Regions from separate parts of the Homo sapiens genome. Here region 2 is linked to region 1. A link is an interaction called in ENCODE POLR2A ChIA-PET data of the cell type or tissue named here. Cell type or tissue: CD4-positive, alpha-beta T cell. All regions are shown on one strand. Links, peaks and the distances in the headings refer to the core of each region. The heading gives the core; the rest is flanking DNA.

Region 1 (15,005 bases), core at 6,314-10,313:
CACCACACCTGGCTAATTTTTGTATTTTTAGTAGAGATGAGGTTTTGCCATGTTGGCCAGGCTGGTCTCGAACTCCTGACTTCAAGTGATCTGCCTGCCTTAGCCTCCCAAAGTGCTGGGGTTACAGGCATGAGCCACTGCGCCCGACCGCTTCCTTGTTAAGAATGTTGAATACATGCCAGCAGTAGTAAGCATAAATGATGCCCAAGGATGTACCTCTCTCCCTGCATCCTGATGCCAGGCTAGATTCCAAAACATGGCATCAGGCAGAGCCCACACAGACTAGTCCCTTGGGGGCATCTGTCCCGCAAGCCACCTCTTCATTATGCACCTGTGCTGAATGGAAAATAGAGTGGGGGGACACCTGATGCTTTAAAAAAATACTGATTATATCACAGTGTGACTCCACTTTTGTTTTCTAAAACACATTCATTTCAACTATACCTTAATAAAACCAGGGAAACATATGTTTATGCACCAGCATAGAATGAGGCTAGAAGAACATACTCGGAGGTATTAAAACAGGTTATCCTCACACTTGTAATCCCAGAACTTTTGGAAGGCCGAGGTGGGTGGATCACCTGAGGTCAGGAGTTCAAGACCAGCCTGGCCAACATGGTGAAACCCTGTCTCTACTAAAAATACAAAAATTAGCCAGGCATGGTGACGCGTGCCTGTAATCCCAGCCAGCAAGAGAATGGCTTGAACCCAGGAGGCGGAGGTTGCAGTGAGCCCAGATTGTGCCACTGCACTCCAGCCTAGGCAACAGAGCAAGACTCTGTCTCAAATAAACAAAAAACAAAACAACAACAACAACAACAAAAAACAGGTTATCTCTGGGATGGAATTCAGGGTGATTTTTTTTTGTTTGCTTGTCTCAGTTTTCCGAGATTACTAAAGGGAACACATGCTATTTTTGTGGGAAAACAAGTGGAATGGTGAGTAGAGAAGGAAAAAAACAAGTAAGATGACAGAGGGGACATTCCAGGAGAGCAAGAGGATGGGGCAGGGTGTGGAGACAGGGTGTGGAGAAGATTATGGTGCAGGGACCGTTAAGGCTGGGGAAAATCATCTGATCCGAAATGGAAGAGGGCAGGTGAGAGGCACCCATCTCTCAAGAAGTGTCCCCAGATGGTGCCTGGGTGGAGGGAGGCAGGCCTGGAGGTGAAGGCAGGGCTTCCCTCATGCAGGGGGAAATGAACACCTGCAGCTCTCAGCCCACTGGCCTCTCTGGTGGTGGCTCCCTGGGGATGGATGGGCAAGGGGTCTCTCTGAAATGGACTGCTGCAATAACCACTTGTCCCCCGCCCCACCATTTTGCCATCTTCCACTAGACCCTGGCATCACAGACAACCTTCTCTAACCCAGACTTGATCTGGCAGATCTCTATTTAGAAACGTACTAGGGCTCGGCCAGGCACGATGGCTCACGCCTGTAATCCCAGCACTTTGGGAGGCCGAGGCAGTTGGATCACCTAAGGTCAGGAGTTCGAGACCAGCCTGACCAACATGAAGAAACCCCATCTCTACTAAAAATACAAAATTAGCTGGGCATGGTGGTGCATGCCTGTAATCCCAGCTACTCGGGAGGCTGAGGCAGGAGAATTGCTTGAACCTGGGAGGCAGAGGTTGCGGTGAGCCGAGATCGCGCCATTGCACTCCAGCCTGGGCAACGAGAGCAAAACTCCATCTCAAAAAAGAAAGAAGAAAGAAACAAAAGAAACGTACTAGGGCTCATTGCAGCCTGCAGGGTCAATCCAAACTCCTCACCCAGTCTTTGCAGCTTTCCCTATCTCCGTCCCTTCCAGCCTGACCTTCCTTCCCTGTCAAAGACTCTTTCTATATGCCAGTGTCCCAAGCACCTCACCTACTTCCTGTGCCTCATCTATGTTATTCCTCTCTCAGCAGTATTCTCCCTGTTATCTTGCCCCAAAACACTTAATCAGTTCTTAAGATCCAATTCCAAAGCCACCAATAGTCCTCCTCCTTTGCTCCCAGGTCATGGTTGGCTGCCTCCTCTCTGCCCCCATCCCTGCCATAGCCCTTTTCCCTGCTTCTTGCGGTATTAATAAGATACAAACAACCTGCATTAAAGCCATGTTTTTACATATCTGTTTCCCCACTAGCTTGGGAATCACTCAGAGACTGGACATGTCTAATTCACGTTTGAATCCCTGGCACAGCACCAGCACATCACTGGAGCTGGATAAGTAACTCACTCATTCATTCATTCATTCATTAAATATTTATTAAGCTCTAACTGGGCACTGGGGACAGAGGAATGAGCACAATAGATATGATTTCCACCCTCTTGGAGTTTAACATCTAATTGAGACCAGGAAAGAGAAAAAGGCAACTAAAATATAAATAAGATGATTATTTAAAAAGTTAGTATAGGCAGCGCATCCCAAATCTGAAAATCCAAAATACTCCAAACTCCGAAACTGTTTGAGCACTGACCTGACACTCAAAGGAAATACTCATGGGAGGATTAGGGATGCTCAGCCGGTTAAGTATAATGCAAATAGTCCAAACTCTTTAAAAATCCAAAATCTGAAATACTTCTGGTCCCAAGCATTCCAGATACGGAATACTCAGCCCGTAGGAGAGATGGAAGAGAAATACAAGTTGCTGTGGAAGGTGTAACAGGGGAACCAAATGGGGTTTGGGGTGTGGAGGGGAGGGAAAGATCCCTGAGACAGTGGGACCTGGAGGACGGTGTGTGGTGACCACACAAGGCAGAGAACATAGCCCTGGGGGAGACGTTCGATATGATTGCCTCGCTAGTCATTAGTTTATTCTCTCACTCACTAGAGATCCGTCTCTGCATTCAAACAGGAGAAAGGAGAAAGAGGGGTTGGGGGTGAGTATGGTCTTTGGATCTGAACCTGGATCCCTGACATAGGTTGGTGTCGGGTGGGAGCCGGGTGAGAGGCAAGATGAGGAGGGGGCAGCACCACAGCAGGGGCACTTAGGCAAGCATGGGGGCCAGCAATGAAGACGGATAGTGAGTCAAGGAAAACGGAGAATTCTGCAGATCCCAGGCATGAGCTCATGAAGGCTGGAACATGTCTTTCATCTCTGCATCCTGAGGACCTAGTTCCAAAAGATGCGTGTCCTGTGTCTTAGCCTGCTAGGGACGCTATAACAAAATACCACTCCCTGGGGTGGCTTAGTATACAACCATCGACTTCTCCCAATTCTGTTTTTTGGGTTTTGTTGTTGTTGTTGTTTTTGTTTGTTTGTTGTTGTCATGGTTCTTTCTGAGAGTTTCGCTCTTGTTGCCCAGGCTGGAGTGTAATGGCATGATCTCGGCTCACTGCAACCTCCGTCTCCTGGGTTCAAGCATTCTCCTACCTCAGCCTCTCAAGTAGCTGGGATTACAGGCATGTGCCACCATGACCGGCTAATTTTTGTATCTTTAATAGAGATGGGGTTTCACCATGTTGGCCAGGCTGATCTCGAACTTCTTCTGACTGCATGTGATCTACCCACCTCGGCCTCCCAAAGTGCTGGGATTACAGGCGTGAGCCACCGTGCCTGGCCTTTTTTTTCTTTTTCCAGGTTCTAGACTGCAGAAGGACCTATTTGTTTGTTTGTTTGTTTGTTTTGTTGTGTTTTTTGTAGAGATGGGGGTGGTCTCACTATGTTGTGCAGACTGGTCTTGAACGCCTGAGCTCAAGCAATCTCCTACCCTTGGCCTCCCAAAGTGTTGGGATTACAGGCATGAGCCACCACGCCTGACTTTACGTCTCCCAGTTCTAGAGGCTGGGAAGTCCACTGTCTGGTAAGGGGCTGATTCTTGGCTTATTAACAGACAAGTGTCTTCCCACTGTATCCTCACATGGCCAGGAGAGAGCACACCAGAGTCTCTTTCTCTTCTTTTAATACAAACACTAATCCCAACATGGGGGCTTCACTCTCATGATCTTATCTAAACCTAATTTCCTCCTAATGGCCCCACCTCCTAATACCACCCCATTAAGGGTTAGGATTTCAATGTGTAGTACATGACACCATGGAAGATTGATTTGTTTGAAAGGTCTGATTTCAGGCCGGGCACGGTAGCTCACACCCGTAATCCCAGCACTTTGGGAGGCCGAGGCAGGTAGATCACCTGAGGTTGGGAGTTCGAGACAAGCTTGGCCAACATGGTGAAACGCCGTCTCTACTAAAAATACAAAAATTAGCTGGGTGTGGTGGCGGGCGCCTGTAATCCCAGCTACTCGGGAGGCTGAGGCAGGAGAATCGCTTGAACCCAGGAGGCAGAGGTTGCAGTGCGCCAAGATTGCAACACTGCACTCCAGTCTGGGTGACAAGAGCGAGACTCAGTCTCAAAAAAAGAAAACTAAGAAATGTCTGATTTCAAACATGCTGGGCCGCTGCTCATCCTGATGCCCGATACACTCCTGCTTATCAAGCCCTGTATTGCCCGCGTAGGTGCAATGCACGGTCCCAGACCTCAAAAGGAACAGAGGCCCAGCTAGCTCTGTGACCCAGGAGTCATGCCTTCTACCGGCTCCTTTTCCCATTCAGAGATTTGCCTGCTGCTTAAAAAACTCCAATCAAGCATTAGCATTCAGCATTGCTACCAGATGAAGGGTCTAAAGTCAAGTAAACTGAATGACCAGCAGTGATAACCAAGTACTACGTCGAGGGTCTTGGGTGAAACACTAAAGCCAACTAAAGACCCAAGTAAAAACTCCCTAAGTCCCAGGGTGGGCCCCCTTGTCAAGGAAGAGCGGGAAGCCACACTCTAGGGACAGCTGGTGGTTTTGAAAAACAGGTCCAAGGTGGGGGAGGGGCTTGAGGCAGGGGCCAGAGTCATGGAGGAGGAAGGGCATGGACCTGAGGGCCTTTTCTGCTGATGCTCAGAAAATCATTTGGCATGTGGAAATCCCAAAGAAATCAGCATTTCTGGGGATTTCCTTCTGTGATGTTAAATGCCAACAGGACTCGGGACTTTTCACTTAATAACCAGCTAATGAATTAACAAAACTGTTCCCCTTTTTTGTATAATAAGGAGGCTGTCGGTTGATTTGCCCTTTAATGGATTAATTAACGGGTGGATGTCCAGGCCCTATGCCCACTTCGGAGGGGGCATTAAACGGCCCCGAGTCCCCATTCCTTCCCCTAAGAACACAGTGTCGTTTGAGTCACCACAAAAGCAGAAGAGACTGTCCCCACTAGCCTTGAAGCATCCACGTGCCATGGGGCACAGGGGCCCGAAACCATCCCAAAGTTCCAGGGAGCTGGGAGACGCTCAACCCTCCAGATGGCAGAAGAGGCTCTGCCCTTTCTACTATTGACAATCTGAAATAAAACAACAGTGTTCTCAGAAAGTCCTGATAAACCCTTAAGATGCAATTTCTGAAGCCCTTAGGAGCTGCTTTTGAGATTCAATCCTTAAATAGGTTTTATTACCAAGAAAACAGGATGCCTGGATCTCCTGCATTGCTGCCTCAACCCTCCCTGCTGAGCTTCTAAAAACGTCCAATGTGGCTGAGCGAGGGGTGGGGGATTCCTGCATATTCAAGGGGCTGCTGTGATCACTTAGCCACAGGTAGAGTCCCTTTTTAATTCTGCCCAAGTGGACAGCCGTGCAGCACGTGCTTTCTTGACCACTTAGGCTAAGGCTGTAGAAAACACCAAGTTTCTTGGAGTCCATTGCCCTTGAGGAGTGGAATCTCCTAGGAGGAAGATAAGATGAACATATATGGGGTCATTAGAGGGCAGCAGAAGGCAGTTATGAAGGGGGCGGGGAGGGTGACTGTGTGTGCATGTGTGCAGGTACACGTGTGTGTGTGCACTTGCACCCCACAGTCTATGGGTGTGCATTCCAAATAAGTGTGCACAATTTTGGAGTTGTCCATTATTTCACAATGTCCATTCTTTGCCCTGACACCTCACACGTATATGATTTATTAGAGATAGACTGTGGTATGGTTTTGTTTTTGCTTTTTTGTTTTTTGGGTTTTGGGGTAGTTTTGTTGTTGTTGTTGTTGTTGTCGTTTTGAGATGGAGTCTCACACTGTCGCCCAGGCTGGAGTGCAGTGGCCTGATCTCGGCTCACTGCAAGCTCCACCTCCCGGGTTCACGCCATTCTCCTGCCTCAGCCTCCCGAGTAGCTGGGACTACAGGCGTCCGCCACCACGCCTGGCTAATTTTTTGTATTTTTAGTAGAGACGGGGTTTCATCGTGTTAGCCAGGATGGTCTCGATCTCCTGACCTCGTGATCCACCTGCCTCAGCCTCCCAAAGTGCTGGGATTACAGGCGTGAGCCACCACGCCCAGCCGGTTTTGGGGGTTTTTTAAGAGACAGGCTCTCCATGTGTCAGGCTGGAGTACGGTGGCACCATTATGGCTCACTGCAGCCTTGAACTCCTGGACTCAAGTGATTCTCCCAGTTCAGCCACCCGAGTTAGCTGGCACTACAGATTCACACAACTATGCTCAGCTATTTAATAACTTGTATTAATTTTTTTTTTTGAGACAGAGTCTTGCTCTGTCGCCCAGGCTGGAGTGCGGTGGCACAATCTGGGCTCACTGCAACCTCCACCTCCCGGGCTCAAGTGATTCTCCTACCTCAGCCTCCAAAATAGTTGGGACTACAGATGGGTGCCACCACTCCCAGCTAATTTTTGTATTTTTAGTAGACACAGGGTTTCACCGTGTTGGTCAGGCTGGTTTCGAACTCCTGAATTCAGGTGATCTGCCTGCCTTGGCCTCCCAAAGTGCTGGGATTACAGACGTGAGCCACCGCGCCCAGCCACTTTTTATAATTTTTTGTAAAGACAAGGTCTCACCAGGTTGTCCAGGCTAGTCTGGAATTCCTGGCCTCGAGCGATCCTGGAGGATTACCCAGTGTAATCCCAAAGCACTGGGATTACAGGTAGGAGCCACCGCACACAGCCCACTTCTTTGTTTTTCTTATTTACCTTTATTTTATTTTATTTTTCATTTTATATTTTTTTTGAGACAGGGTCTCGCTCTGTCACCCAGGCTGGAATGCAGTGACACAATCTTGGCTCACTGCAACCTATGCCTCCCAGGCTCAAGTGATCCTCCATCCTCAGCCTACCAAGTAGCTGGAACAACATGTGCAGATCACCACGCCCAGCTAATTTTTGTATTGCTTGTAGCGACAGAGTTTCACCATGTTGCCCAGCTAGTCTTGAACTCCTAGACTCAAACAATCTGCCCATCTTGGCCTCCCAAAGTGCTGGGATTATAGGCATGAGCTACCACCCCCAGCCTTTTGTTAATTAGTAGTTTCTAATATTTCAAGATCAGGAGATTTCACATAAAAGCCAGGTATCCTATCTCTGTTGTAAAATGAAAAGATGTGATATTCCAGGTTCACATTTTCACAAAGAAGCACCAAGCAGCTGGAGCTAGGTAGTAGCTGCCCCCTTCAGATGGGGCATGTGCTTACAGGTTCACTGTAGACCCCACCACTCCCTAATGCCTTACGTTCATCCTGCTTCCCTCTTTAAGGTTACCTATCTGTGCCTTCTAGATGCGGGAATTTGTAACTTCTGTCTGGTAGAATGAAGGATAGCTCCCAAAGATAAGCAGGGTCTAATTCCTGGAATCTGTGAATGTTACGGTATATGGCAAAAGAGAGTTTTCAGGTGGAATTATGTTAAGGGTCTTGAGGTAGGGGGATCACCTTGGATTCTCCTGGTGGACCCTAAACGCCATCACAAGTGCTATCGTAAGTGGGAGCCAGAGGGGAGATTTGACTGAAGATGCAAGTGAACAACAGAATTAGAGTTGAGAATGATATGGCCATAGCTCAGAAATGCCAGAAGCTGGAAAAGGCAAGGAAGGAATCCTCCCTAGAGACTCCCCAAGAAAACAGTCCTGCTGATGCCTTGATTTTAGCCCCCTAAGACTCATTTCAGACATCTGGCCTCCAGATCTGTAGCAGGGTAAGTTACTGTTGTTTTAGCTACTAAATTAGTGGTTGGTTGTTACAGCAGCAATGGAAAAGTAATACATCCTGCCAGCTAGTGAGCTCAACAAATGCCTTGAGTGCCCAGAGTGCAGTGGGCAGGCCCTACCCTTGAGGAGCTCGTACCCTAGAAGGAGAGGACAAAATGATCATGGCAGTGGAACGTGATCAAAGCAACAGAGGGATAAGCCCCAGGGACTCTAGGAACATACCTGAGGAATCTCTAATCCAGGACCGCAGATTTCCAGAAGGGGCTGTTTTCCAGCTTTACTTATAGGAGACATGTATGCATCCATCTCTGCTGAGCAGCAAAACTCTGCCATGGCCTCAAGCGTGCTGAGGCCAAGGGACATGGTGTGTGTGCACGGGTAGGTGGAGGCAGGGGGAGGCCCTGCGGAGGGAGGGAGACTCCTCACCTTGCACGCTGGATGAACTGGGTTGCTTTCTCAGCATACTTCTGGGCAAGGCTGCTCAAGTTCACCGGCTGCTCCACAATGTTGAGGTTTTCATAAAGAGGGAGGGCCACGTCAGTGTAACAGTCTCTTTGAAGGTTCCTGTGTGGAAACCACAGACCATAGAGTATTCATTTCCTACGTACTCACGGAGCAGAACTAAATGCTTTAATGCAACAATGCATATGCACATAAATACAACACTCTGGCCCCAAATGATTTTTCTGGTTGGCCATTTCCTCCAAGTGTAAAAGTCTATGCATAATGCTTTCTTCCATTCCCTTTGAATAGATATTTATGTTCCATGGACGAGCTGACCACTCTGTAAAGCTTGCAAAGACTCTCGTGAGCTAGGGACATTATTTTTTATTACTTGCATTTTGCGGGGAGAGAAACTGAGGTCTAAAGAACCTAAATGATGTCAAGCAGAGTCCCACCACCAATCAGTAGCCCCATTGCTGGCTTTCTCTGCTGTCTCACTTCAATCCCAGCCTCTGTGTATGGCGTGCAACTCAGCGTTTTCCGAAGTCAACAATTGGGACTTCATGTAATAGCAGGTCTGTCAATAGGACAGAATATATAAGATGGGCCAGGTGCAGTGGCTCATGCCTGTGATCCCAGCACTTTGGGAGACCGAGGCCAGCAGATCACTTGAGGTCAGGAGTTCGAGACCAGCCTGGCCAGCAGGGTGAAACCCTGTCTCTACTAAAAATACAAAAATTAGCTGGGCATGGCAGTGCACATCTGTAATCCCAGCTACTCAGGAGGCTGAGGCAGGAGAATCATTTGAACCCGGGAGGCGGAGGTTGCAGTGAACTGAGATCATCCCACTGCACTCTACCCTGGGTGACAGAGTGAGACTCCATCTCAAAAATAAATAAATACATAAAAAGGAATACATAAGATGGGTTGGGACAATTTTAATTTTAAGCCATGTTTGCAGAATTTGGAGAAACTTCAGCAGTTGGAAAAAAAATAAGAGTCAAACTAATAACATCTCCTGGAAAAAAAAAAAAAACAAGCTCATGGCCAGACGCCGTGGCTCACGCCTGTAATCCCAATACTTTGGGAGGCTGAGGCAGGCAGATCACCTGAGGTCAGAAGTTCAAGACCAGGCCAGGCACAGTGGCTCATGCGTGTAATCCCAGAACTTTGGGAGGCCAAGGCGGGTGGATCACCTAAGGTCAGGAGTTCAAGACCAGCCTGGCCAACATGGTGAAACCCCATCTCTACTAAAAATACAAAAATTAGCCGTGGTGCTGCACGCCTGTAGTCTCAGCTACTCAGGAGGCTGAGGCAGGAGAATTGCTTGAACCTAGGAGGCGGAGGTTGCAGTGAGCTGAGATTGCGCCATTGTACTACAGCCTGGGCGACAAGAGCAAAACTCCATCTCAAAACAAAACAACACAAGCTCAAGTTTTGGTCTTACAGATTGAAATGAATCTGACCCATAGCTGCCCATCAATGTGGCTGAGTCATGGTCTGACTCTGGTCATGATCTCTGGCAAGTTACTTAAGCTCCCAGAGTTATCTCCTTATCCGTAGCATTGGAGGGCCTGTGCCATCCTTACAGGGGTGCTGGTGGTCTAAGGGAGATAACAAATGGTTAGTGCATTGCACACATCTTCAGTGTATTAGGAATTCTGAAAAATCTCAAGCTCTCAGTCCTGGTCACCAAAGAGAACCAAGAGAGAAGCTGAGAGCAATGCAGACAGAGGTGGTAATGAATGGAGTTCTCTCAGGCAAATACGTCATCCTAATAGTGCTGGGAAGGATTTGTGAAGAAATCAAAACTTGCCATCACACCTACATGCACACACACCCCATTACAGAAATATAGGAGATATGGTCAGACTGTGTGGATAATTGTCAAAAACCACAATTTTTGTTTTGTTTTGTTTTTTTGACACAGGGTCTCACTCTGTCGCCCAGGCTGAAGTGCAGTGGCACAATCTCAGCTCATTGCAGCCTCAAACTCCCATCTTAGTCCCTGAGCAGCTGAGACTATAGGTGTGTGCCACCACACCTGGCTAATTTTTGTATTTTTTGTAAAGAACGGGTTTCACCATGTTGCCCAGGCTGGTCTCAAACTCCTGAGCTCAAGCAATCCACCCACCTCGGCCTCCCAAAGTGCTGGGATTACAGGCATCCCAAATTTTTTAAAAGAGAAAAAGAATTATCACCATGCTGGGCATTAGAACACTAATCGCATATTTATGTTGAATTTTTCAGCTTTTTATTATACCATTGCAACTCCATGAGTCATTTACATTCTTTCCTGTTTTTCTCTCTCTCCTAAGCCACCCATTATTTCTCTGTTTGATTTTTTTTTCTTTTTTTCTTTTTTTTTTTTTTTGAGACAGGATCTGGCTCTGTCACCCAGGCTGAAGTGCAGTGGCATAATCTCAGCTCACTGCAACCTCCTCCTCAAGCCATCCTCCCACCTCAGCCTCCTGTGTAGCTGGGACTACAGGCATGGGCCACCACACCCAGCTAATTTTTGTATTTTCTGTAGAGATGGGGTTTTGTTGTGTTGACCAAGCTGATCTCAAACTCCTGGGTTCACAAGGTCCACCCACCTCAGCCTCCCAAAGTGCTGGGATTACAGGAGTGACCCACTGCACCTGGCTTTCTACTGGATTTTTAACATAGATTAAAAAGAGATTTTTAACATAGATTAAAAATTAAAAAATAAAAATAAAAAAATACAGAAGGAACAGGATTGAAATAAAAAAAAAAAAAAAAAGAACAAGAAGAAGAAAAAGAAGGCCAGGTGCAGTGGCTCATGCCTGTAATCCCAGCATTTCGGGAAGCCGAGGTAGGCAGATCACTTGAGGTCAGGAGTTCAAGACCAGCTTGGCCAACACGGTGAAACCCCATCTCTACTAAAAATACAAAACTCAGCCAGGCATGGTAACACAAGCCTGTAATCCCAGCTACTCAGGTGACTGAGGCAGGAAAATCACTTGAACCTGGGAGGCGGAAATTGTAATGATCAGAGATTGTGCTACTGCACTCCAGCCTGGGCAACAGAACGAGACTCCATCCTTCCAAAAAATAAATTAATTAAAATTTTAAAATTTTAAAAAGAGATTGGCTGACATATGTCATACCTTCATATGGCCAGGTGTGATTACAGGTATGCCCAGCAGGCCACGGTGGGTAAGAAGGGCAGCAGGATGCTCTATAGCCTCGCTTTTCATGCCATAATGTGCAGAATCCCTGGGCTGGTTTTTGTTTTTGTTTTTGTTTTTTGAGACGGGATCTTACTCTGTCACCCAGGGTGAAGTGCAGTGATGCAATCATAGCTCACTGCATGCATAAGTCTTGTTAAAAAGCAGACCTGGGGGTAGGATGTGAATCTGTGCACTTCTACCAAGCATGTAAGTGATATCCACCATGCTGGTTCAATGACTATGCTATGAGTAGCAAAGATAGGAAGGGCATATGGGCTCTGGACTCAGAGAGACCTGGATTGGAATCTCCATTCCTACCTCTTTCCAGCTCCGGTGTAACCTGGGCAACATAAGCTTCCTTATCTGTAAAATCAGGTATCAGGTTGGTGCAAAAGTAATTGTGGTTTTACTTTCAACAGCAAAAACCGCAATTACTTTTGCACCAACCTAAGAAATACCTACCTCACACAGTGGTCACGTGGATTACAGATAAATATAGACAGTGCTTAGAATGTAACAATTTCTCAATAAATACCCACTATTATATTAACTATTGTTTTATAGATAGACGAGCTGAGACTCACCTTTCCCAAGTGGCTCAGACAACTGTAGCCTTAGAAATAACCACAGTGCTCTGTCCGAACAAGGGAACACGTGTTTTGTGCTGCTTTATTACCTGAGTGAGGCTTATCATCTTTTTTTTGTGATCATAAATGCATCTCAGGATACTTAGGAAATACAATGACAAAGAGGAAAATAAAGAGAAAGTGGAGAAAGAGTCACCGCTGGGTGCGGTGACTCACGCCTGAAATCCCAGCACTTTGGGAGGCCGAAGTGGGCAGATCACCTGAGGTCAGGAGTTCAAGACCAGCCTGGCCAACATGGCGAAACCCCGTCTCTTCTAAAAATACAAAAATTAGCCTGGTGTGGTAGTGGGTACCTGTAATCCTAGCTACTCAAGAGGCTGAGGCAAGAGAATCTCTTGAACCAGGGAGGCAGAGGTTGCAGTGAGCCGAGATCGCGCCACTGCGCTCTAGCCTGGGTAAGAGAGCAACACTCCATCTCAAAAAAAAAAAAAAAGAAAGAAAAAAGAAAATGAAAACCCTGAGTCCCACGACCAGAGAGATTCCTTGATAACATTATGGCATATCTCCTTTGAGTCTCCGTTGATAGGACTACAAAGATAGGGTTACAGAGCTCATTAGGATCTTACCGTTGATGACTTGCTTCCTGCTTTTTTTTTTTTTTCACTTACTATTATATCATAAGCATTTTCCCATTTCATTAAATGTTTTTTCAAAACATCCTATTTGGTGCCTGTTTGGCATTCCAACATCAGAATGCTGGCTTAGTTGTCCATGCGGGGAGAAGCTCAAAAGGAATCCTGTTCTCTCTCTCTCTGTCTCTGTCTCTCTCTCTCTCTCTCTCTGTCTCTCTCTCTCTCTCTCTCCTCTGTCTCTCTCTCTCTCTCTCCTCTGTCTCTCTCTCTCTCTCTCTCTCTCTCCTCTGTCTCTCTCTCTCTCTCTCTCCTCTGTCTCTCTCCTCTGCTCTCTCCCTCCCTCCCTCCTTATGTCCAGTGTCTGGGCTAGAAGCAAAGACAGCAGGCAGAGGAGGAGGGAGGCCCCACATGTGTGAGACCCTAGCAGCACAAGCCTCTCCCTAGCTGAGCTCAATAGTCTGAGGAACCTGTAAAAATTTCAATAGAAGAATTTTGTGGACCTCATCGTTGAAAGGTTTCTTGCACTCCCTGCAAATAACACATTTAAATTTGCACAGAATGTACCGTGTATCTTATTTGCCGTCTTAACTGTTTCCTGTCTGCATCTTTAATTTATTGCTGATGGACCACAGTCTTGGAACTTTGCCTTGTCCTGGAGCCTATCGCAAATGTGTCAGACAGCATTACCTTGATGGTCCATCACCCTGTGGACACGCTGGACAAGGAGGGTGGTTGTAGCCTGGAGTATCAGTACAGCCCATATCATGGCTATATGGGATTCCAAAGTAGTAATCAAAACCTGGAATAGAAGCAACCGGTTAGCACCCCCACGTGGCTGCGACTCCATGTGCTTGCCTTTGTACACCCACGACAAAAATGTAATTTCCTATGATTTAATACTGCAGTGCTATAGAGTATGTAATTATAAGAGGATTTGATTAATATCCCTTTGTAGTATGCATAGAAAATCACTTTGCTGGGTTCTGGCTGTTAGATTAGATTTGCAAAACATCTTGTGATTAGAATTAACCCAGTTTGGGAGGAAGTGGAGAGAATTATTGAATGCCTAACATCTTCAACGAAATTATGGACATACTCAGTATTTGGTGAAAACCTACTATATACATGACACTTTAAGGGATAAAAAAAAAACAGTTGTTCTTAGCTGCCACAACCACAGAGAAAAAAAAAATTATAAAAAATTTTTTAGAAAGAATAAATTCTGCCTTCAAGAGACTTTTCATGTGAGGAGAAAATAAGATATAAAGATTAAGAAATAAGAGATGAATAGGTGAGCCAACAAGAGTGATCACAGGAAGTTACCCCCGATAGAGATGGTGGGATGGGGATGGGGCAGGAATCTCAAAATGCGCCTTGAAAGATACTGCCTTTCAGCTGGGACTCAAAAGGCTGACAGAATTTGGGCTTGGAGTGGTGGAGTGAAGGTGAGGGATGGAAGGGTGTGAGCATTGAAACCCAAAGCCTTTGTGTTGAAGTTTTCTTCTGAGTTCCTCCTTCCTTCTATCTCTTCTCCAGCCCAAGCTTTATTTATGTATTTATTTATTTTATTTTATTTTATTTTATTTTTTGAGACGGAGTCTCGCTCTGTCACCCAGGCTGGAGTGCAGTGGGGAAATCTCGGCTCAATGCAAGCTCCGCCTCCCAGGTTCATGCCATTCTCCTGCCTCAGCCTCCTGAGTAGCTGGGACTACAGGCACGTGCCACCACGCCCGGCTAATTTTTTGTATTTTTAGTAGAGATGGGTTTTCACCGTGTTAGCCAGGATGGTCTCAATCTCCTGACCTCGTGATACACCCACCTCAGCCTCCCAAAGTGCTGGGATTACAGGTGTGAGCCACCGCGCCCGGCCCAGCCCAAGCTTTTAATCAAAGGCTATAGCTGCATATGCAGCTAGAATGCAAAAATTCTCCAGAAAAAGGAAACCTTCCCCAATTACCCAGGTAACTGCTTCAGCTCTCTTTATTTCCTAGAGGTAGATAGAACTCGAATCTCACAAAGAATTGCTATTTCTCATTAGCCTCAAATTCCAGGCCCAGGAGTAGGGAGAGCTGTGTTTTCAGCTTCAACTCCTGCCCCTCCAAATCGTTTTTGGCCCTCTCTATAAGCACCCTTCCTAAAAGAAGCAAGCTCTCTTCAGTTCCCTGTGAGCCTCATGCTTTGGGGCCTCGGTGGCTTTGCCTG
Region 2 (15,005 bases), core at 5,889-9,888, 57 kb before region 1:
AGGAAGGCGGAAGAATGGAGTGCAATTGTGTGAGCAGAAAGGGGGGCAGGAATCCCGGGTGCTCCACTGCTTAAACCACAGGACCTGGTTAACTCCTCACCAAGCTTCCCACGACCCTGGTTGCCAATGGGCGCGGGAGACATTGTATACACATCATGCTATTTAAAATACGTTCAAACTATAGTGTAAATGCTAATTAACCATATTGGTATATAACCGGAATTTTATATTAAAAGGGGCCTCCTTTTTAAATATATGCCGTGTAAAAAATGTACTTATAGGAACATCTCTTTGAATTGTATTTCTTGTATATTACATACTTAGAGAGAGACTCTTTTAGCCAGGCAAAGTCTTTTTTGGCTGTGGCTGGAATAAATCATTTATTACTTGGGAGTCCCATTTTGGACACTAATAATAAAATCATGGCAATGCATTTTTGAGGTTTTTATATATTTTTTTGTTTCCTTGTGGTTATAGGGGACAGGAGGAACTCTTTAACTTCTTTTAAATGCAGTCATTTCACCCTTAAAAGGAGAGGAAGGGGATTGGGCCACAGACTTATCCATGGACTCGTCTGCTCTGAGATCTGGAAAACGACCTAACTTTGGTCTAAATCTGTGCTCCTCAAGGCATTGTTTGATAGAAATGTAGGATTTCAGGATCTACTCGAGCCCTACTGAGACGGAATCCGGATTCTCACAAGATCCCAGGTGATTTGTTTGCATATTAAAGATGGAGACCAGTGAGTACACTGGTTTGTGGAAGGAAAAAAAGAGAAAAGAGAGAGAAGCTCTGCCCTAAATACTAATTAGAATGGATTTACACCAAAATGACCAGAGAAACTGGGAACCAGAGAAACAAGGAAACTAAAATGTATTGAATGTCTGCTCTGTGTCAGGTAATTTGCCAGGCATTTTCATGTATGCCTTTATTTAACCCTCAAAATCAACTTGCAGGTTAGGTTAAACAATTGCCCAAGTTCAAAAGCTGGAGCTGGCACCTGTGCCTGACTCCAAAGCCCGTGTGCTTCCCATTAAGGCACACTCCCTGCCCAGAGCCAGCGCAGCTCAGCTGCTCTCGGGTCGGCGTGGAGGAGGGACAGGATACAGAAGGGATATGCAAGGCTAACTCCAAAACTAAACTCCAAGACTAAACTAAAGCGTGTGTTTGTAAAGAGGGTAAAAATGAAATTTGGAAGCAAACTTGCCTAATTTCCAGGTACTCCTCCTCGTGGAATAAAAATTGGTCTGTTATGCGGCTTGACAGCGGCAGGCAATTTGGTAGGGATTACAGCAGGGAGTTACTGAAGGGTCCTGAGTGTAATCTGCGCTGGAGATGTTGTCGTTGGCAATGTCTTGGAGGACGTCTGCAAGAACCTTTCTGACCTCGGGCAGCACAGCCTGGTACTCCGCACCACCTCTTTCTAGGGGCACAGCTTCTGCGGTATCGTCTTCCAGGTTGAAAATCAGAGGAAACTTATGCTGCAGCTCAGGCCCCGTGCTCCCATCACACGCCCTGGCTCCACCTAGAGAGGGAATGACAACAAATGCCTCGCTAACCCTGACAGTTGCCCTGTGTTGTAAAGACGAGAGCTGCGAGTGATTCTACATTAATTCAAACATACCAGATAACCAAATGTTCCAATGATGGCTCTCTCTGTCAAAGAAATATTACCTTGAGAATCTATTTGCTCCTTCCAGTGATGATCCTGTGGTCCAAAATGTTTTGCTTTTTTCATTTCTGTTTTTGTTTTTTGAGGCAGGGTCTGGCTTCGTTGCCCAGGCTGGAATGCAGTAGCGTGATCCTAGCTCACTGCAGCTTCAGCCTTTTTGGGCTCAAGTGATCCTCCCACTTCAGCCTCCCAAGTAGATGGGGCTACAGGCATGCACCACCACGCCCAACTTTTTTTTTTTTTTTCCAGAGACAGGGTCCCGCTATGTTCCTCAAGCTGGTCTCAAACTCCTGGCCTCAAGCAATCCTCCTGTCCCAGCCTCCCAAAATGCTGGGATTATCAGCAGGAACCACTGCAGCCACACTAAAATGATTTGGAAGTTCTCCTTGAACTCGCCTTCAGGGCCAGTAGAACATTCATTCAAGTATCTTTATTGACACAAAATCAGGATATAATTATTTTTTCAAGTTGGAGTCTCGCTCTGTCACCCAGGCTGGAGTGCAATGGCACAATCTTCAGCTCACTGCAACCTCTGCCTCCCAGGTTCAAGCAATTCTCCTGCCTCAGCCTCCTGAGTAGCTGGGATCACAGGCACCTGCCACCACGCTCGGCTAATTTTTGTATTTTTAGTAGAGATGGCGTTTCACCATATTGGCCAGGCTGGTCTGTTGGCCAGGCTGGTCTCGAACTCCTAACCTCATGATCTGCCCACTTCGGCCTCCCAAAGTGCTGGGATTACAGGCGTGAGCCACCACACCAGCCAGGATATAATTTTTTAAAGTATCTTTAACCTCTGCCCTTTAGGAGTAAATTTGATTTTTTTGAAAATCGATTTCTTGACTACCAATTGGTGAATCAAGTAGAAAGGCAGGTGAGTCATTTCACTTTGGGTTGAAGATGACAGTCTTACGTGGATTCGAATCTGGCTGTGAAAGCCATCCAGAAGAGGAAGGACAAAAATGTTTGGAATGATAGCAGCTTCCTTGGCTCTTTATGATTCCGATGACTTTTTTTTTTTTTTTTTGGCTTTGCTATAGAAAAAGCAGTTAAGGGTCTGATGGAAATAAATATGACATAATTAAATAAACAAAGGGAATTAAAGCAAAAGATAGCCCTCAAAATTACAAGAGTTCCTAAACACTGACTTTGCTTCTGAGCTTAGCAGCAGCCAAACATTAATGAGATAGAAACTTATCAGTTGCTCAGGAGAAGCAGAGCTTTTTCTGGCACTAAAATCTGAGAGAAATTCTTCCAGTGGCTCCTTCTCCTACAGGGGACCCTGTAGGATGGAATGCTCACTGGCATTCTTATGAAAAATAAAACTGAGATTAGGATGGTTCCACTGACGACTTCTTATCACATCCTTTACTATATGATGAGGGCAGATGCCAACATGCAACTCAATACAAGGAAGTCTATAGGGGCAAAGCCATACCACCTAAGGATTCAGCCTTCTGGTCCAATCTGGCCAGAAATAAAATTTGAAATATTTAGGAGAATGGGTAGATCTCAAAGCCTTTAGACAACCCTTTTTTATTACTGGTTTTCCACCTGTGGCTGAGAGTCAAGTTGATCAGTAGAGATTAATAGTTGTTGTCTTTGCCTACAGTTTGGAATAGAATTTGATTATTCTTCATTGCCAGTACAGGGCAGTGACATGAGCTTTGACAAACAGTTCATGCTAGGAGTAGAGACTGTGTCCCAGGACTGAGGGATCTGCCTAAGATCAAGGGAAAAATCTGAAAGACTCGTCCTAACAAAGTGTAAAACTAAGGCTTTATAAGTTCAAGGGAACTGACTACTGATTAGCTGCCAGTGAAAACAAAAATCAACACTCTCAGGTAACAGAAATCAGAATTGCTACAATGCATCACCAACAATGTCCAGCTTACAATTTTTAAGGACGACTAAATAGGAGACTCCCAGTTTCTAGTCTGGCACATAAGGAGGTCGGCAGTCATCACTTCATTCTAACAAGTAAAAAGCTGAACAAACTAAAAAATCAACAACTCAGCCGGGTGTGGTGGCTCACGCCTGTAATCCCAGCAGTTTGGGAGGTTGAGGCAGGCGGATCATGAGGTCAGGAGTTTGAGACCAGTCTGGCCAACATGGTAAAACCCCGTCTCTACTAAAAATATAAAAAATTATCTGGGCATGGTGGTGGGCACCTGTAATCCCGGCTACCTGGGAGGCTGAGGCAGGAGAACCACGTGAACCTGGGAGCCGAGATCGTGCCACTGCACTCCAGCCCAGGCAACAATGTGAGACTCCATCTCAAAAAAAAAAAAAAAAAAAAAAAAAAAAAAAATTCAGCAACTCTTATTAGGTCTTTTGGAGAAGTGAAGTCACAGGGCAAACTACTGCCCCCAAAATTAGAGAGACAGACAAGCAAATAGAAACAATCACAACTTAACAGAGCAGAAACCCACAAGCAGAAACCTCTGCAAGAACCAGTGCCAGGAGTAGGGAAGCCCTGAACTGTAATTGACAAATTGCTGGAGGCTCAGTGTGGACAAGTCTGAGAGATGAAAAACTCCAGTGGGGCCCAGTTATCAAGCGCCACCCCCCACCGCGGCACCCAAAACACAACACACTTTTGTGAGTTTTACCTCCAGGAGCTCAACCAAGTTCTTACAGTAAATACTGGAGAAAAATCTCTTCATCCTTCCAAAAGGGGTAGGAGAAAAGTAATTTTTAAATATACCAAAACATTCTAGTTTTCTTAACAAGGCCTGCCCTCAGGAGAAACTAATTTACCAGAGCTTAAATTACTTAGGTTTTTCTCACAGCCTAACTGACCTAAGGGTAGGGGGATACCCAGCTCTAGCCACTCTAGCTGTTCCACCTAAGGGGAGGGAAGGGATAGACTAAGAAGCACTTGTGAAGTTCACAGTCCAAGGGCCCAGGCTCACCAAAACTACTAAGACTTAATAATAACCTACCCAAATGAGAAGGAACCAGAAAACCAACTCTGGTAATTAATATGACAAAACAAGGCTCTTTGACACTCCCCAAAAAATCACACTAGCTCACCAGCAATGGATCCAAACCAAGAAAAAAATCCCTGATTAACCTGAAAAAGAATTCAGGAGGTTAGTTATTAAGCTAATTAGGGAGGCACCAGAGAAAGGTGAAGCCCAATGCAAGGAAATCCAAAAATCAATACAAGAAGTGAAGGGAGAAATATTCAAGGAAATAGATAGAATAAAGAAAAAACAGTTAAAACATCAGGAAACATTGGACATACTTCTAGTAATGCAAAATGCTCTGGAAAGTCTCAGCAATAGAATTGAACAAGTAGAAGAAAGAAATTCAGAGCTCGAAGACAAGGTCTTTGACTTAACCCAATCCAACAAAGACAAAGGAAAAAGAATAAGAAAATATGAACAAAGCCTCCAAGAAGGCTGGGATTATGTTAAACGACCAAATCTAAGAATAATTGGTGTTCCTGAGGAAGAAGAGAAATCTAAAAGTTTGGAAAACATATTTGGGGGAATAATCAAGGAAAACTTCCCTGGCCTTGCTAGAAACCTAGACATCCAAATACAAGAAGCTCAAAGAACACCTGGGAAATTCATTGCAAAAACATCACCAGGTAACCTATAAAGAAAAACATGAGACAAAAATACCAGGTATCCTATAAAGGAAAACCTATCAGGATTAACAGCAGATACCCTACAAGCTAGAAAGGACTGGGGCCATATCTTCAGCCTCCTCCATCAAAACAATTATCAGCCAAGAATTCTGTATCCAGCAAAAATAAGCGTCATATATGAAAGAAGGATACAAACAAATGCTGAGAAAATTCACCACTACCAAGTCACCACTACAAGAACTGCTAAAAGGAGCTCTAAATCTTGAATCAAATCCTGGAAACACATCAAAATGGAACCTCTTTAAAGCATAAAGCTCACAGGACCTATAAAACAAAAATACAATTTGAAAAGCAAAAACAAAAAAACCAAGGCACATGGGCAACAAATAGCATGAGGAATGGAATGGTACTTCACATCTCAATATTAACACTGAATGTAAATGGTCTAAATGCTCCACTTAAAAAAATACAAAACAGCAGAATGGATAAGATCACCAACCAACCATCTGCTGCCTTCGGGAGACTCATCTAACATATAAGGACTCGCATACATTTAAAGTAAAGGGGTAGAAAAAGATATTTCATGCAAATGAACACCAAAAGTAAGCAGGGGTAGCTATCTTATATCAGACAAAACCAACTTTAAAGCAACGGCAGTTAAAAAAGACAGAGACATTATACAATGGTAAAAGGCCGTGTCCAACAGGAAAACATCACAATCCTAAACATATATGCTCCTAACACTGGAGCTCCCAAATTTATAAAATAATTACTAATAACGTAAGAAATGAGATAGACGGCAACACAATAATAGTGGGGGACTTCAATACTCCACTGACAGCACTAGACAGGTCATCAAGAAAGAAAGTCAACAAAGAAACAATGGATTTAAACTATACCTTGTAACAAATGGACTTAACAGATATATACAGAACATTCCAACCAACAACTGCAGAATACACATTCTATTCAGTAGTGCATGGAACTTTCTCCAAGACAGACCATACAATAGGCCACAAAATGAGCCTCAATAAATTTAAGAAAATTGAAATTATATCAAGCACTCTCTCAGACCACAGTGGAATAAAACTGGAAATCCATTCCAAAGGAACCTTCAGAACCATGCAAATACATGGAAATTATATAACCTGCTCCTAAATGATCATTGAGTCAAAAATGAAATCAAGATGGAAATTTAAAAGTTCTTCAAACTGAATAATAGTGACACAACCTATCAAAACCTCTGGGATACAGCAAAGGAGGGGCTAAGGGGAAAGTTCATAGCCTTAAATGCCTACATCAAAAAGACTGAAAGAGCACAAACTGACATTCTAAGGTCATACCTCAAGGAACTAGAGAAACAAGAACAAACAAAACCCAGCAGACAAAAGGAAATAACCAAGATCAGAGCAGAACTAAATGAAATTGAAACAAAAAAATAAAAAAGATAAATGAAACACAAAGCTGGTTCTTTGAAAATATGAATAAAATTGATATGCTGTTAGCAAGATTAACCAAGAAAAGAAGAGAGAAAATCCAAATAAACTCAATAAGAAACAAAACAGGAGATATTACAACAGACATCACAAAAATACAAAAGATCATTCAAGGCTACTATGAACACCTTTGCATTTAAACTAAAAAACCTAGAAGAGATGGATAAATTCCTGGAAAAATACAACCCTCCTAGCTTAAATCAGGAAGAATTAGATACCCTGAACAAACCAATAACAAGCAGCGAGATTAAAATGGTAATTTTTAAATTACCAACAACAACAACAACAAAAGTCTAGGACCAGATGGATCCACAGCAGAATTCCACCAGACATTCAAAGAAGAATTGGTACCAACCCTTTTGACACTATTCCACATGACAAAGAGGGAACCCTCCCTAATTCATTCTATGAAGCCAGAATCACCCTAATACTACAACCAGGAAAGGACATAACCAAAAAAGAAAACTACAGACTGATATCCCTCATGAACATAGATGCTAAAATCCTTAACAAAATACTAGCTAACTGAATCCAACAACATATCAAAAAGATAATTCACCATAATCAAGGGGGTTTCATACCAGGGATGCAAGGATAGTTTAACATATACCAATAAATGTGATATGTCAATAAATGTGATACACCACATAAACAGAATTAAAAACAAAAATCACATGGTCATCTCAATAGATGCAGTAAAAGCATTTGACAAAATCCAGCATCGCTTTATGATTAAAACTCAGCAAAATCGGCATACAAGGGACATACCTCAATGTAATAAAAGCCATCTATAAGAAACCCACAGCCAGGGGGAGGAGCCAAGATAGCCGAATAGGAACAGCTCCGGTCTACAGCTCCCAGCGTTGAGCGACGCAGAAGACGGGTGATTTCTGCATTTCCATCTGAGGTACCGGGTTCATCTCACTAGGGAGTGCCAGACAGTGGGCGCAGGTCAGTGGGTGCGCGCACCGTGCGCGAGCCGAAGCAGGACGAGGCATTGCCTCACTCGGGAAGCTCAAGGGGTCAGGGAGTTCCCTTTCCTAGTCAAAGAAAGGGGTGACAGACGGCACCTGGAAAATCGGGTCACTCCCACCCGAATACTGCGCTTTTCCGACAGGCTTAAAAAACGGCGCACCAGGAGATTACATCCCTTACCTGGCTCGGAGGGTCCTACGCCCACGGAGTCTCGCTGATTGCTAGCACAGCAGTCTGAGATCAAACTGCAAGGCGGCAGCGAGGCTGGGGGAGGGGCGCCTGCCATTGCCCAGGCTTGATTAGGTAACCAAAGCAGCCGGGAAGCTCGAACTGGGTGGAGCCCACCACAGCTCAAGGAGGCCTGCCTGCCTCTGTAGGCTCCACCTCTGGGGGCAGGGCACAGACAAACAAAAAGACAGCAGTAACCTCTGCAGACTTAAATGTCCCTGTCTGACAGCTTTGAAGAGAGCAGTGGTTCTCCCAGCACGCAGCTGGAGATCTGAGAACGGGCAGACTGCCTCCTCAAGTGGGTCCCTGACCCCCGAGCAGCCTAACTGGGAGGCACCCCCCAGCAGGGGCAGACTGACACCTCACAGGGCCCAGTACTCCAACAGACCTGCAGCTGAGGGTCCTGTCTGTTACAAGGAAAACTAACAAACAGAAAGGACATCCACACCAAAAACCCATCTGTACATCACCATCATCAAAGACCAAACGTAGATAAAACCACAAAGATGGGGAAAAAACAGAGCAGAAAAACTGGAAACTCTAAAAAGCAGAGCGCCTCTCCTCCTCCAAAGGAACGCAGTTCCTCACCAGCAACGGAACAAAGCTGGACAGAGAATAACTTTGACGAGCTGAGAGAAGAAGGCTTCAGACGATCAAATTACTCTGAGCTATGGGAGGACATTCAAACCAAAGGCAAAGAAGTTGAAAACTTTGAAAAAAATTTAGAAGAATGTATAACTAGAATAACCAATACAGAGAAGTGCTTAAAGGAGCTGATGGAGCTGAAAACCAAGGCTTGAGAACTACGTGAAGAATGCAGAAGCCTCAGGAGCCGGTGCGATCAACTGGAAGAAAGGGTATCAGCGATGGAAGATGAAATGAATGAAATGAAGCGAGAAGGGAAGTTTAGAGAAAAAAGAATAAAAAGAAATGAGCAAAGCCTCCAAGAAATATGGGACTATGTGAAAAAACCAAATCTACGTCTGATTGGTGTACCTGAAAGTGACGGGGAGAATGGAACCAAGTTGGAAAACACTCTGCAGGATATTATCCAGGAGAACTTCCCCAATCTAGCAAGGCAGGCCAACATTCAGATTCAGGAAATACAGAGAACGCCACAAAGATATTCCTCAAGAAGAGCAACTCCAAGACACATAATTGTCAGATTCACCAAAGTTGAAATGAAGGAAAAAATGTTAAGGGCAGCCAGAGAGAAAGGTCAGGTTACCCTCAAAGGGAAGCCCATCAGACTAACAGTGGATCTTTCGGCAGAAACTCTACAAGCCAGAAGAGAGTGGGGGCCAATATTCAACATTCTCAAAGAAAAGAATTTTCAACCCAGAATTTCATATCCAGCCAAACTAAGCTTCATAAGTGAAGGAGAAATAAAATACTTTACAGACAAGCAAATGCTGAGAGATTTTGTCACCACCAGGCCTGCCCTAAAAGAGCTCCTGAAGGAAGCACTAAACATGGAAAGGAACAACCGGTACCAGCCACTGCAAAATCATGCCAAAATGTAAAGGCCATCGAGACTAGGAAGAAACTGCATCAACTAACGAGCAAAATAACCAGCTAACATCATAATGACAGGATCAAATTCACATGTAACAATATTAACTTTAAATGTAAATGGACTAAATGCTCCAATTAAAAGACACAGACTGGCAAATTGGATAAAGAGTCAAGACCCATCAGTGTGCTGTATTCAGGAAACCTATCTCACCTGCAGAGACACACATAGGCTCAAAATAAAAGGATGGAGGAAGATCTACCAAGCAAATGGAAAACAAAAAAAGGCAGGGGTTGCAATCCTAGTCTCTGATAAAACAGACTTTAAACCAACAAAGATCAAAAGAGACAAGGCCATTACATAATGGTAAAGGGATCAATTCAACAAGAAGAGCTAACTATCCTAAATATATATGCACCCAATACAGGAGCACCCAGATTCATAAAGCAAGTCCTGAGTGACCTACAAAGAGACTTAGACTCCCACACATTAATAATGGGAGACTTTAACACCCCACTGTCAACATTAGACAGATCAACAAGACAGAAAGTCAACAAGGATACCCAGGAATTGAACTCAGCTCTGCACCAAGCGGACCTAACAGACATCTACAGAACTCTCCACCCCAAATCAACAGAATATACATTTTTTTCAGCACCACACCACACCTATTCCAAAATAGACCACATACTTGGAAGTAAAGCTCTCCTCAGCAAATGTAAAAGAACAGAAATTATAACAAACTATCTCTCAGACCACAGTGCAATCAAACTAGAACCCAGGATTAAGAATCTCACTCAAAACCGCTCAACTACATGGAAACTGAATAACCTGCTCCTGAATGACTACTGGGTACATAATGAAATGAAGGCAGAAATAAAGATGTTCTTTGAAACCAACAAGAACAAAGACACAACATACCAGAATCTCTGGGATGCATTCAAAGCAGTGTGTAGAGGGAAATTTATAGCACTAAATGCCCACAAGAGAAAGCAGAAAAGATCTAAAATTGACACCCTAACATCACAATTAAAAGAACCAGAAAAGCAAGAGCAAACACATTCAAAAGCTAGCAGAAGGCAAGAAATAACTAAAATCAGAGCAGAACTGAAGGAAATAGAGACACAAGAAACCCTTCAAAAAATCAGTGAATCCAGGAGCTGGTTTTTTGAAAGGATCAACAAAATTGATAGACCGCTAGCAAGACAAATAAAGAAAAAAAGAGAGAAGAATCAAATAGATGCAATAAAAAATGATAAAGGGAATATCACCACTGATCCCACAGAAATACAAACTACCATCAGAGAATACTACAAACACCTCTATGCAAATAAACTAGAAAATCTAGAAGAAATGGATAAATTCCTCGACACATACACTCTCCCAAGACTAAACCAGGAAGAAGCTGAATCTCTGAATAGACCAATAACAGGATCTGAAATTGTGGCAATAATCAATAGTTTACCAACCAAAAAGAGTCCAGGACCAGATGGATTCGCAGCTGAATTCTACCAGAGGTAGAAGGAGGAACTGGTACCATTCCTTCTGAAACTATTCCAATCAATAGAAAAAGAGGGAATCCTCCCTAACTTATTTTTTGAGGCCAGCATCATCCTGATACCAAAGCCAGGCAGAGACACAACCAAAAAAGAGAATTTTAGACCAATATCCTTGATGAACATTGATGCAAAAATCCTCAATAAAATACTGGCAAACCGAATCCAGCAGAACATCAAAAAGCTTATCCACCATGATCAAGTGGGCTTCATCCCTGGGATGCAAGGCTGGTTCAATATACGCAAATCAATAAATGTAATCCAGCATATAAACAGAACCAAAGACAAAAACCACATGATTATCTCAATAGATGCAGAAAAGGCCTTTGACAAAATTCAACAACCCTTCATGCTAAAAACTCTCAATAAATTAGGTATTGATGGGACATATTTCAAAATAATAAGAGCTATCTATGACAAACCCACAGCCAATATCATACTGAATGGGCAAAAACTGGAAGCATTCCCTTTGAAAACTGGCACAAGACAGGGATGCCCTCTCTCACCACTCCTATTCAACATAGTGTTGGAAGTTCTGGCCAGGGCAATTAGGCAGGAGAAGGAAATAAAGGGTATTCAATTAGGAAAAGAGGAAGTCAAATTGTCCCTGTTTGCAGACGACATCATTGTATATCTAGAAAACCCCATTGTCTCAGCCCAAAATCTCCTTAAGCTGATAAGCAACTTCAGCAAAGTCTCAGGATACAAAATCAATGTACAAAAATTACAAGCATTCTTATACACCAACAACAGACAAACAGAGAGCCAAATCATGAGTGAACTCCCATTCACAATTGCTTCAAAGAGAATAAAATACCTAGGAATCCAACTTACAAGGGATGTGAAGGACCTCTTCAAGGAGAACTACAAACTGCTGCTCAAGGAAATAAAAGAGGATACGAACAAATGGAAGAATATTCCATGCTCATGGGTAGGAAGAATCAATATCGTGAAAATGGCCATACTGCCCAAGGTAATTTACAGATTCAATGCCATCCCCATCAAGCTACCAATGACTTTCTTCACAGAATTGGAAAAAACTACTTTAAAGTTCATATGGAACCAAAAAAGAGCCCGCATCGCCAAGTCAATCCTCAGCCAAAAGAACAAAGCCGGAGGCATCACACTACCTGACTTCAAACTATACTACAAGGCTACAGTAACCAAAACAGCATGGTACTGGTACCAAAACAGAGATATAGATCAATGGAACAGAACAGAGCCCTCAGGAATAACGCCGCATATCTACAACTATCTGATCTTTGACAAACCTGAGAAAAACAAGCAATGGGGAAAGGATTCCCTATTTAATAAATGGTGCTGAGAAAACTGGCTAGCCATATGTAGAAAGCTGAAACTGGATCCCTTCCTTACACCTTATACAAAAATCAATTCAAGATGGATTAAAGACTTAAACGTTAGACCTAAAACCATAAAAACCCTAGAAGAAAACCTAGGCATTACCATTCAGGACATAGGCATGGGCAAGGACTTCATGTCTAAAACACCAAAAGCAATGGCAACAAAAGCCAAAATTGACAAATGGGATCTAATTAAACTAAAGAGCTTCTGCACAGCAAAAGAAACTACCATCAGAGTGAACAGGCAACCTACAAAATGGGAGAAAATTTTCACAACCTACTCATCTGACAAAGGGCTAATATCCAGAATCTACAATGAACTCAAACAAATTTACAAGAAAAAAACAACCCCATCAAAAAGTGGGCGAAGGACATGAACAGACACTTCTCAAAAGAAGACATTTATGCAGCCAAAAAACACATGAAAAAATGCTCACCATCACTGGCCATCAGAGAAATGCAAATCAAAACCACAGTGAGATACCATCTCACACCAGTTAGAATGGCAATCATTAAAAAGTCAGGAAACAACAAGTGCTGGAGAGGATGTGGAGAAATAGGAACACTTTTACACTGTTGGTGGGACTGTAAACTAGTTCAACCATTGTGGAAGTCAGTGTGGCGATTCCTCAGGGATCTAGAACTAGAAATACCATTTCACCCAGCCATCCCATTACTGCGTATATACCCAAAGGACTATAAATCATGCTGCTTTAAAGACACATGCACACGTATGTTTATTGCAGCATTATTCACAATAGCAAAGACTTGGAACCAACCCAAATGTCCAACAATGATAGACTGGATTAAGAAAATGTGGCCCATATACACCATGGAATACTATGCAGCCATAAAAAATGATGAGTTCATGTCCTTTGTAGGGACATGGATGAAATTGGAAATCATCATTCTCAGTAAACTATTGCAAGAACAAAAAACCAAACACCACATCTTCTCACTCATAGGTGGGAATTGAACAATGAGAACACATGGACACAGGAAGGGGAACATCACACTCTGGGGACTGTTGTGGGGTGGGGGGAGGGGGGAGGGATAGCATTGGGAGATATGCCTAATGCTAGATGACGAGTTAATGGGTGCAGCACACCAGCATGGCACATGTATACATATGTAACTAACCTGCACATTGTGCGCATGTACCCTAAAACTTAAAGTATAATAATAATAAAAAAAGAAATATGTAGAGAGTGTTTAGTTAATGCCAAAGGCTAGTGCACATTTGTTTTGCATAAGGAATAAATAATGCTTAATAAACAGTAATTTGCACCAATAAAAAAAAAAAAAAGAAACCCACAGCCAACATAATACTGAATGGGGAAAAGCTGATATCACTCCCTCTGAGAACTGAAACAAGAAAAGGATGCCCACTGTCACCACTCCTCTTCAACATACTACTGGAAGTCCTAGCCAGAGCAAGACAAGAGAAAGAAGTAAAGGGCATTCAAATCAGTAAAAGGGCATTCAAATCAGTAAAGAGGAAGTCAAACTCTCACTGTTTGCTGACAATATGATTGTTTACCTCGAAAACCCTAAAGACTCCTCCAGAAAGCTCCTAGAACTGATAACAGAATTCAGCTAAGTTTCTAGAAACAAGATTAATGTACACAAATCAGTAGCTCTTCTATACACCAACAGCAACCAAGCGGAGAGTCAAATCAAGAAGTCAACCCCTTTTACAATAGCTGAAAAAAAAAAAAACTTAGGAATATACCTAACCAAGGAGGTGAAAGACCTCTGCAAGGAAAACTACAAAACACTGCTGAAAGAAATCATAGATGACACAAACAAATGGAAACACATCTCATGCTCATGGATGGGTAGAATCAATATTGTGAAAATGACCATACTGCTAAAAACAATCTACAAATCCAACACAATCCCCATCAAAATACCACCATCATTCTTCACAGAATTAGAAAAATTCATACAAAAACAAAAAAGAGCTTGCATAGCCAAAGCAAGACTAAGCAAAAAGAACAAATCTGGAGGCATCACACTACCTGATTTCAAACTATACTATAAAGCCATAATCACCAAAACAGCATAGTACTGGTATAAAAATAGGCACATAGACCAATGGAACAGAATAGAGAACCCAGAAATAAACCCAAATAATTACAGCCAGCTGATCTTCGACAAAGCCAACACAAACATAAAGTGGGGAAAGGACACCCTTTTCAACAAACGGTGCTGGGATAATTGGCTAGCCACATGTAGGAGAATGAAACTGGATCCTCATCTCTCACCTTATACAAAAATCAACTCAACATGGATTAAGAACTTAAATCTAAGACCTGAAACTATAAAAATTCTAGAAGATAACATTGGAAAAGCCCTTCTAGACATTGGCTTAGGCAAGGATTTCATGAACAAGAACCCAAAAGCAAATGCAATAAGAACAAATATAAATAGCTAGGACATAATTAAACTAAAGATCTTTTGCACAGCAAAAGGAACAGTCAGCAGAGTAAACAGCCCACACAGTGGGAGAAAATCTTCACAATCTATACATCTGACAAAGGACTAATATCCAGAACCTACAAGGAACTCAAACAAATCAGCAAGAAAGAAACAATACCATCAAAAAG

What was found. ChIA-PET counts read pairs that join two places held together with the same protein. Peaks named below come from ENCODE experiments on the same cell type or tissue, not always from the same donor. Only the 100,000 strongest peaks of a DNase experiment are listed, where the experiment ranks them.
Region 2: POLR2A ChIA-PET joins it to region 1 with 9 read pairs; 7 of 35 experiments call an interaction of 5 or more read pairs at or near these places.

What each region holds. Positions count from the first base shown.
Region 1 is chr17:68,350,172-68,365,176 of GRCh38, reverse strand. It overlaps ARSG (arylsulfatase G), which reads right to left. Exons shown (of 12, transcript NM_001267727.2): 5 at 13,491-13,602; 6 at 8,373-8,510. Among named protein-coding and RNA genes, the nearest start is that of ARSG, 66 kb to the right of the region's middle. RefSeq lists an enhancer at 8,370-8,429. In CD4-positive, alpha-beta T cell, for the core only: no CTCF peak of the experiment used is centred there; a DNase peak (open chromatin) is centred at 8,476; H3K4me3 peaks cover 570 bases.
Region 2 is chr17:68,406,709-68,421,713 of GRCh38, reverse strand. It overlaps ARSG (arylsulfatase G), which reads right to left. Exons shown (of 12, transcript NM_001267727.2): 12 at 900-1,525. The coding sequence ends at 1,251. WIPI1 (WD repeat domain, phosphoinositide interacting 1) reads left to right here. Exons shown (of 13, transcript NM_017983.7): 13 at 1-433. It also overlaps a transcript of PRKAR1A not described here. Among named protein-coding and RNA genes, the nearest start is that of MIR635, 10 kb to the left of the region's middle. RefSeq lists enhancers at 7,733-7,782, 7,278-7,934, 7,935-8,593. In CD4-positive, alpha-beta T cell, for the core only: no CTCF peak of the experiment used is centred there; a DNase peak (open chromatin) is centred at 7,591; H3K4me3 peaks cover 708 bases.